2 separate regions of the Homo sapiens genome follow, and region 2 is linked to region 1. A link is an interaction called in ENCODE POLR2A ChIA-PET data of the cell type or tissue named here. Cell type or tissue: Panc1. All regions are shown on one strand.

The links. Peaks named below come from ENCODE experiments on the same cell type or tissue, not always from the same donor. Only the 100,000 strongest peaks of a DNase experiment are listed, where the experiment ranks them.
Region 2: POLR2A ChIA-PET joins it to region 1 with 11 read pairs; 2 of 35 experiments call an interaction of 5 or more read pairs at or near these places.

The regions. Positions count from the first base shown.
Region 1 is chr6:33,773,063-33,778,062 of GRCh38, reverse strand. LEMD2 (LEM domain nuclear envelope protein 2) reads left to right here. Exons shown (of 9, transcript NM_181336.4): 7 at 824-925; 8 at 1,007-1,109. Among named protein-coding and RNA genes, the nearest start is that of LEMD2, 14 kb to the left of the region's middle. RefSeq lists an enhancer at 4,520-5,000. In Panc1, no CTCF peak of the experiment used is centred here; no DNase peak of the experiment used is centred here.
Region 2 is chr6:32,436,166-32,441,165 of GRCh38, reverse strand. It overlaps HLA-DRA (major histocompatibility complex, class II, DR alpha), which reads right to left and starts at 1,279. Exons shown (of 5, transcript NM_019111.5): 1 at 1,134-1,279. The coding sequence starts at 1,215. In Panc1, no CTCF peak of the experiment used is centred here; no DNase peak of the experiment used is centred here; H3K27me3 peaks cover 1,383 bases.

The DNA of each region.
Region 1 (5,000 bases):
TGGAGATTGGTGGCAGGAATCCGTGAGGATAACTAGAAAATGTCCTTGATTCAGGGCAGGGGACTGTCAGATTTCCTGAGCGGGAGCCTGGCCTGAGCAGGAGCTGGGCCCCACCCCTTCTGGGCTCTGCAGGGATCCCAGTGTGGACCAGCTTCGAGCAGGAGGCACAGCAGGGGCTTGGCCTACTTTTACTCCCTGAAAAATATAAACATCTCCTGGAGAGCTACAGATACCTGATGAAAGCAAGAAGGACTCAGGGTGCTGCACTGAAAGGAGGGCACCAGTCTTATCCCCTGACATCGGGGGCCGCCTTTGAGCAGAGACCTCAGGGCGTCTCTGAAGGCGAAAGGCCAAGTCACAGAAACCACGGCTTTCCAGAGATAGTTGGAGCTACAAATCACAGACCGCCTCAGTGTGCACACAGCTCCCTCCCCTGTGCCATCAGGCACAGAAATCATTATCGGCAGCAGCATCTCGGAATACAAAGGGCCCCGGCATGTATATATGTATGAAACACTGTGTTCTGGTTCACAAGGGAGGAGATGAAAGCCCCAGAATGAGGTTGGGAGGAGCCGAGATCTGGACGGCTGGGGATGCCGCTGTGGTGACAGCCGGTGGGAGGAAGATGATCACTTAATAATCTGTCGTCCCTCTGCATTTCTGTATCTTTTGTTTCTCGCATGCTGGCCCTGAGCCTGACACATAGTAGGTACCCAAACCCATGTGGTGGATCCCCCACAGCATCCATCACAGCATCTTGTCCATGGTGAGACCCACTGCCAAATGAAGTGTGAGGGATTAACAGTGTTTTGTTCCCTCACAGGCTTGGCTTTTTTGTGGGGGCTCCTAATTCTCCTAAAATATCGGTGGCGAAAGTTAGAAGAGGAGGAACAAGCCATGTATGAGATGGTGAAGAAGATTATAGGTGCGTGGCCCCCTGGTGAATAAAGGGTTGCCGACGCCAGCCAGAGGGTCCTTGCCCTAAATGGTGTGCTCTCTCCTGCAGACGTGGTCCAGGACCATTACGTGGACTGGGAGCAGGACATGGAGCGCTATCCATATGTAGGCATCCTGCACGTGCGCGACAGCTTGATCCCTCCACAGAGCCGGTGAGTCCCTGGCTGGGGCGCTGGGTGTGAGGTAAGATGGGGTCCGACCCCACTGAGCTCCCCAGAAGGAAACCCAGAGCCTTGCATCAGATGTCAGCTGAGGGCAGTGCAGACCCCAGGGCCAAGAGTGGCTCTGCTCCCACTCCTGCTGCTCCCCAGCATGCTCGGCTCTTTATGGCAGGATGAGCTAGAAAAGACATATGAAAGCACAATCCCACACCTCTGTAGAGAGAACACTGGCAGTGGTGATACCAGTTAGGAGGCCTTGGGCTCCAAGTAATAGCAGCTCCCTCCCCCAGGGCACAAGTAGTGAAGGATCTCCTCAGTCTCTGTAAGTGGAAGTTCAGAGCTGCATGGGCTCCAGGCACAGAACAGTCAGGTCTCCGGTTCCATTGCTCTTGTGATTCTCGTGGTCCCACACTCCTCCATGGATGTTATCAACAGACTGGGGTCCCTCATGGTTGCAGATGGTGGCCAACAGCAGCTGGGGCACTGTCTGCCTTGTCACAGCCAGCAGGGGAAAAGTAGGCCTATTGTTGTCTTATAAGCAAGAGAACATGTTCCCAGTAGCCTCCAGTGACACACTCCTTGAGGCTTTATTGACCAGAATCTCTTACATGTCTGTTTATGAATCAGTCACTGGCAAGGAGGAGGAAATTGTTTTTCAAACTTTTTAAACCATGACCTGCAGTCAAAAACACCTGTTACCTGCAACATCATGGTCCAGTTCCCACACACGCATGCGTACACTCATGCATATACATGTAATTGAAAGCAAAGTTTCACAACATGAATGGGGTCAGCTTCCAGGGCACATAGCTTCATGGGAAGGGGTGGCAGGGCCACTGTCATGTGCAGCTGCAGGGCACCTTCCACATGGGCTGTGACTGCTGGAGTTGTACACTGGGGTCCTGACAGAACCAGGGTGGGGGAGGGCAGAGTCCCAGGAGACAGCCAGCAGGGCCCCCCCCAGTGTTGGCTCTGGTTGTGGTCCCTCCCTAGCAGACACTTGCTGTGGTTTCTGGCCAGATGCTGTCATCTGCTGGGTGATGCTGAGAGCTCACCCTTGCTGAGTGCTCCCTGGGAGCCGGGCACTACTTGGAGCTCTCCACAGATGCAAACTCACTCACTTGGTCCTCACCATGGTTCACGCACACAACAGAAGTGGCCCCATTTTACCTATAAGGGAACTGAGGCACAGGGAAGTAGAGGAATGTGCTCAAGAGTCCCATGGCTAGTGGCATTTCCGTGCTCCCGCCACCAGGCTCTACTGTCAACATCATCCCTATCTGCAACCCAAGAGGAATCAGAAAAATAGAGCCGTTAGCAGTCCACTTTAAGTCAGGCACAGTGGCTCACACCTGTAATCCCAGCATTTTGGGAGGCCAAAGTGGGAGGATTGCTTGAGCCCATGAGTTCAAGACCAGCCTGGACAACATAGCAAAACCCCATCTCTACAAAAAATAGATATTAGTGGGCATGGTGACACATGCCTGTAGTCCCAGCTACTCAGGAGGCTGAGGCAGGAGGATCACTCGAGCCCAGGAGGTCGAGGCAACAGTGAGCTATAACTATGCCACTGCACATCAGCCTGGACAACAGAGCAAGACCCTATCTCTTAAAAAAATAAAAAAAAGGTCCATCTTAAACATGAAGGTGCTTGTTGCCTGTCATGCTCACCTCACCCCTGGAAAGGTGGCAGGCAGGAAGTTTAGAGTGAGCAGACTCACAGCAGCATGGGCTGTGCTTGCTCTGAGGAGCGCTTGCTGTTGGTTTCAGCGTGAGGCCCTCTACCTCCCAGGGAGGGTGACTTGGGGTACTCAAACTCCCACCCAATTCCTGGCCCTGGCAGGAGTATCGTGACAATGAGCATCTCAGTCAACCTGTGCCACAGTTTCCTTATCCTAAAATGCAGGTGATCCCGCTGCCTTGCACAGGGCTGTGACGAAGAGACTATCATTCATTCATTCATTCATTCATTCAGTTCCTCCACAAATGTTTATTGAGCACCTACTACATGCCAGACACCCTACTGGGTCACAGGGAGACAGCAGGAAGTGGAAGAAACAAAAATCCCTGTCCAGCTGGAGCATTTGTTCTCAGGAAGGAGACAGATGACAAGATGCATAAGGAAAAGATGTGATATTAGGTAGTGACAAGCCCTAAGGGAAGGGGGGTTGGTATCAGGGTGGTGGCCTCAAAGTTCATTAAGTCACTGCCTAGTAGCCAGGCACGGTGGCTCATGCCTGTAATCTCAGTACTTTGGGAGGCCAAGGTGGGTGGGCCACCTCAGGTCAGGAGTTCGAGACCAGCCTGGGCAACATAGTGAAACCCCATCTTTACTAAAAATACAAAAATTAGCCGGGCATGGTGGCATGCACCTGTAATCCCAGCTACTCAGGAGGCTGAGGCATGAGAATCACTTGAACCCAAGAGGTGGAGGTTGCAGTAAGCCGAGATCATGCCATTGCACACCAGCCCGGGTGACAGAGCGAGACCCTGTCTCAAAAAAAAAAAAAAAAATGGGAGACCAAGGCGGGCAGATCACAAGGTCAGGAGTTTGAGACCAGCCTGGCCAATGTGGTGAAACCCCGTCTCTACTAAAAATACAAAAATTAGCCGGGCATGGTGGCAGTCACCTGTAGTCCCAGCTACTCGGGAGGCTGAGTCAGGAGAATCACTTGAACCCGGGAGGCGGAAGTTGCAGTGAGCTGAGATCACACCACTGCACTCCAGCCTGGGTGACACAGTGAGACTCCATCTCAAAAAAAAAAAAAAAAAAAAAGTCAGTGCCTAGCACGTGGGCATCATCCAAGGGTAGCCATTATGCCTTGGGCTTAAATGATATTCCACACACATATTTGCTTAAATAAGAGCATGAGACGGCACTGCAGCTTGCCTGCAGCCGGAGCTACCACCCAAGCCTTCGTGCATTAGCATAGATACCCAGAGCTGCTGCCACTCAGGTAGCCGGCCCTCAGGGTCAGAGCCATGTGAACCCCAGACGCCCATGCTCTGTTTGCTCTCTTGACTTACCTCCCAAGCCACCCAGTCAGTCCAGGCCAAGCTCCCCACGTCAGGAGACATTGGCTAGCCAGTCAGGTCTGCCCTGTAGATGAGGGCCTGCTTGGGAAAGACTGAGGGAGATGAGAAGAACTGGCCTGGGAAGGAGGGGCTGGAGTGAGACACTGCCCACTCAACACTGGCCGCTTCCTGCTCAGGGACCCAGCACCTTGGAGCTCAGTCCCCAGGGAATGTGTGGCCTCGGCCAGACCAGCCAAGTTGGGGCTGCTGAATAGGCCCATGGGGTTTGGTTGGTGACAGGTCCTGACCCCTGGGGAAGCCCTAGCCCCCCCCCCGCCTCCTGACTCACTGGCCACCTCCGTTTGTCCTCCCCTTCTGCTCCCATGCGTACACACTCACAGTCACTGTCTTTCCACGTGTGGTGTCATGGGGAGGTGGGCTGCAGTGATGAGAAAAGGCTGGGGGCTGTGCAATACCATGCTTCACAAAGGGAGAAGATCAAAGTGACCCTCCCCCATGGCTTTGGAACCTTCTTGTCCAGTCTGGAAGGGGGGAAGAAGAGATGAGGGGAAGGCTGTCCAGGGGGGTGCAAGGCCCTAGAGACCCAGCAGAGAAGGGACTCTGGCCACTGAAGGGGCCCTCCGTTGTGGCTCTGGTTCCCTAGAGCAGCTCCAGCTTCTTGGCCTCCCCCGTCTGATGCTTAGCTCATCCCATCCCCTGGAGTGCTGTGGAGCTTAGATGAAACAGCCCAGTGCTCACTCTTCAATGAGCCCACCCAGAGCAGCATCAAGATGCAGTTGGCGGGGTACTGGAACTGGCTTGGCAAGGGCTGCGCAGGCAACAGGTCCCAGCAAGAGTCAGCTAGCC
Region 2 (5,000 bases), 1.3 Mb after region 1:
AGGACGGTCTCGATCTCTTGACCTCATGATCCGCCCGCCTCGGCCTCCCAAAGTGCTGGGATTACAGGCGTGAGCCACCGTGCCCAGCCAAGATGAGAGATTTTAATGTTTGACTGTGTATTGATAAACCTAGGAATTTATTTACCGTTTGCATCTATGCAAACACACACAAATATACTAGCTGCCTCTTCACAAACCAAGGGAAGATCCTCTGTCTTTCTAGGTAAGTATCCCTATGTATGGCTCTTTTGGGGCAATAGAAATCTACAATTGCCACTATGGGTATGGGAGCTGGGTTATTACTTTGCTTATTTCAAGTCTACCTGACACCTTCTGTGGGGGTCACGCTGGGTGAAGAATACTTTTCTACAGTACATCTTTACAACAGCACCAATGTTGCTCTGGAGATGAGAGAGAATAATATCAGATTCCCCATTTCCTTACTTATTTTTCTACTCTCTTGGAAATATTACTAAGTTAACATGATATAAGATCTGCTGTACCATGGAGATGGGAAGGCAGGGAATGGCTATCACTGTCCCATGAGGCAACTCATATCAGCATGCCTTCCCTCCCCTTTTCCTGGGGTAAATTGTTGCTTTTTGATGACTTTTCCTTCTAGTAATCTTCAACACAATATATGTGCTCAATATATACCGACAGGATTTACACTCCAAAAAATAACTACTGTATCATGTATTCAGATAAGAACAGGGCTAATAACTTTTTTTTTTTCATTTAATTCTAGCAAAACTATGTGTGGTTTTTAGTTTTTAATTTTACTAATTTTCCAGAAAGAATAATTAAAGCCCAGAAATATAACTTGTTAATGCTTGCCAGAAAATATTCTTCCTCCCCCACCCCCACCCCCACCCCCAGTTTGGCTTGTAGCAGGACCTTGCTATTCATCAATACACAACTCAGTTTTGACCCTCTAAACCAAATTTGACTTACTTCAGTTTGTGGTGAGGGAAGAACTCCACCAAACCACAATTTGTTATACTTTCTGTCGAGACCACATAATACCTGTCACACTATTCTTTCACTCCACACATTATCTTCCAAATGTCCATAGGTCTTTTCTCCAATGCTTCGTAGTCTATCGTCCCAGATTTCATTCCCTCAGCACCTACCTTTGATAGCCCATGATTCCTGAGCGCTCATCAGCACAGCTATGATGAAAAATCCTAGCACAGGGACTCCACTTATGGCCATTTTCTTCTTGGGCGCTCTGTTGGGAGTCAGTAGAGCTCGGGAGTGAGGCAGAACAGACAAGAATAAAAGAAAAGAGAATGTGGGGTGTAATAGAGTCTGACCATTAAAATGCAAATCAATTACTCTTTGGCCAATCAGAAAAATATTTTGAGATGACGCATCTGTTGCTAGGGGAAGGGTTCTTGCAAAGGGTCCAGGACACAAGATACTCCGTTCATTGGATAAAGAAGTAAAGTTCTTAAACAAACAGGACAACAACAACAACAAATCAAGTATTTAAGACTGTTAGTCAATCACGGACAGACTCTTTAACCCCAATCTGACTTCTAGACAGGGATATACCTGAAGCACATTAGTGAGAATAGAATCAATGGAAACACCTAAAGTGAGAGCTAAATACAGATCATATGTCTGTGCAATGACAGTTGGAGAGTTTGCGTAAGGGACAATAAATTACCCAAATAGAAGGTAAATTGTCAGGCCATGGAGATTGTCTGAATTTTGGCAGTACTGAGGACATAGCTTCACTAAAGAAGCTCTTTCATGCTTCTTGGAGTCCTAGACTTCAAGATGATCAACTCAGGCCAAGAGCTTGGGATGGCTGGCATTGTATCTCATTTAGAGAAAATGAGAGGAGAAACTCTGAGGTTCAACACTCTCAACACTGGAGAAGGATGAAAGGCTGTATCTTGAAACACAGGTAGTAGTTAGTGGAAATAGTGGGCTGTAAAGGAGCTACCTTCTTCTCATCTCTACCATCTTATATATGACAAGAGATTGGAGTTGACTAATGGACACACCTCATTTGAGGATTCAGGTCAATGAATATGAGAGAGTATAGTGGGCAAAGCCTATTCTTTTTTTTTTTTTTTTTTTTTTTAGACGGAGTCTTGCTCTGTCGCCCAAGCTGGAGTTGGTGGCGTGATCTCAGCTCATTGTAATCTCCGCCTCCCGGGTTCAAGCGATTCTCCTGCCTCAGCCTCCTGAGTAGCTGGGATTACAGGCGCCCACCACCATGCCCGGATAATTTTTGTATTTTTAGTAGAGACGGGGTTTCACCATGTTGGTCAGGCTGGTCTCAGACTCCTGACCTCGTGATTTGCCCGCCTTGGCCTCGCAAAGTGCTGGGATTACAGGCATGAGCCACCACACCCAGCTGGCAAAGCCTATTCTATTGGGAACGTTAGAGATAATAACCCACAGAACGGCTTTAATATTCCTTCCCTCATGTCATAAGATTATGAAAGTTTTTCTTTTGTCATATGATTATTAAAGATCTGCTCTAAAGAATATATTTTGATGTTCAACATAGACAGTCCTGAAAATTAGGAGACTTCGACTCTCTTGTTTCTGAAGATACAGTGTTATGAAAAGGAGAATGTTAATTTCTTTCCACAGAAAGGACTGGAATACAAATACTTCCATGAAGAGTGACCTGGCAGTGAGGGAGCCCATCGGATGGTGAATCCATTGTTTTTTTTTGTTGTTGTTTTGTTTTCGAGACGGAAGTCTTGCTCTGTCGCCCAGGCTGGAGTGCAGTGGCACGATCTCGGCTCACTGAAAGCTCTGCCTCCTGGGTTCACGCCATTCTCCTGCCTCAGCCTCCCGAGTAGCTAGGACTACAGGCGCCCGCCACCATGCCCGGCCAATTTTTTTTTTTTTTTTTTTTTTTTTTTTTTTGTATTTTCAGTAGAGACGGGGTTGCACCATGTTAACCAGGATGGTTTTGATCTCCTGACCTCGTGATCTGCCTGCTTCTGCCTCCCAAAGTGCTGGGATTACAGGCATGAGCCACCGTGCCTGGCTGGTGAGTCCATTGTTCAACATCAGTCATGACATGTCTGCTTAGGGTGGATTTTCCATACTGTTGTGCTGGGGTCTTGTCCTGCCATGCAGCCGTTCTCACAAGTTATGAACACAAATATTCCATACATTACTGATTATCTGATCGCATCAAAGGGCTTTGAACACACTGTGGCATTAACTCCTAGATCGCTAGAAAGAGACCTACAGCATGGTCTCTCCTGCAATTTTTCAGGAATACCTTTCCTGAAAGTTAAAGAGTCAGGAGAATGGGCCAGATGAGAGCCTATGGTATCAGTCTGTGCTAAGAGTCTGATCCTATGATTTAAGCTTGTCATCTCCTCTTTTAGAGGCAAAACCATGTATAATTTTCTATGTCTGCCCTTTGCTGGCTGCCATAATGCCTTGTTCTTAAATGGTGCTTGAGAAAAACATGGTAAATTCAAAGACATTTCATATATTATAATAGCATCTTCAATCCAAGTTGTTGCTCAGCAACTTATGACACTGTTTAGTCCTAGAACACTGATTGGTTCTTCTTGTGAGATTACTAAATTTGGGACACTTGAGAAATGACTTTCAGTTCCCTTTCTCTGTGATAGGAGAGAAGTTCCTATTTGGACAGTGCTCATGGTTCTCCGTTTTCTTTCAAACTCTAATTTCCTGTGTGTTTGAGGGAATTTCCAAAGGCACCTGAATGAGGACTTCTTGGTGATGTCAAATGGTGACGAGACACTATAGCCATGAGAATTCAGTCAAGAAATAGGAATCCCTGTAATCAGTCTAAGCAGAACTGAATATATTACAGGGAATTAGCCCTTAAAACTGTTAGGGGGTCTGGAGGAGCACAAGTCACTGCAGACCCCTAATTTTAAAAGATCAGGAACCCACAGGAAGCCTCTGCTGATGTTGCAGATCCTCTAGAGCCCCTAGGAGTAAATGTCTTTAGAACACAAGGCTGCTGCCAAAACTCATGTCTGTGAAACCTGTCCCTGAGATGGCTGTGGCCTAACTTCCACCTCCCAAATCTCATAATACTGAGTTTCACTGGAGAAATGTATTCCATGTTCAGAAACCTGGGGCAGAGCAAGCCTGAGAGATGTAATATTCTTACATCTATTCCCAAAGATACAGACAGGATCAGAGAAGCAAATGGAAATTTTACAAAAATTACTAAATGCAAATATGTGTGTCTATGTTTGTGTGTATATCCACCATAGATCACTCTGGTTCTCCCCACAGTGCCAAGTCTAAAACCAGAGGACATATTCTTCTGGAGAAATAAGTTAGGGCTTTCACACTGGGCCCAGATCAAGTCTGGGACCTCAATACTTCATTTGTTTGTGTGGTTTGAATTCTGAGAACCTCCAGCCCCTTCTTTTAGCTTCCCTTCCACCACCCCCTACCCCCTTTTCCTTCTGCACTAAGGGTCTTCATGGTGTTTTTCTCCTACTAAGGACTTCCTACCAGAGGTGCTGAGGGAATATTGATCTAGGTATTTCCTTCTCAATTCACTACATAAGAAGCTTTTCTTGTGTTACTTTTTCTCATCCTGAGAGGTCACAGAAGCTGGTCTGCTGGAATAGATCCCTATCAGAATAAAAACTGTGAACTGTTGATATCAACAAATGCACTAGGACGTTAACAAATGTGCTAGGGCAGTGGGTTAATGGGCCTTCCTAGCATGTCCTGTGTTAATAGAGGCCTCCACGATGACTGGACTCATCTTTAACCTGGGAGGATGGCAGTTTGAGTTTGATTCATTCTCTCTTCACCTCTACCTGAAACCTGATGCTTTAAAGACCAGAGTTATCTTTATACAGACCTCCTGGGGTGTGAAATTACCCCTCTTTACTTGACTAGTCTTTGTAAATTACAAAATGCATGCAGGTAGGGGTGTGTGTGTGTACGTGTGCACACTTAGAAACTTTGAATCCACATCTCAGAATATTTTCCTGCCGGCCAACTACAAGTTTCATTGC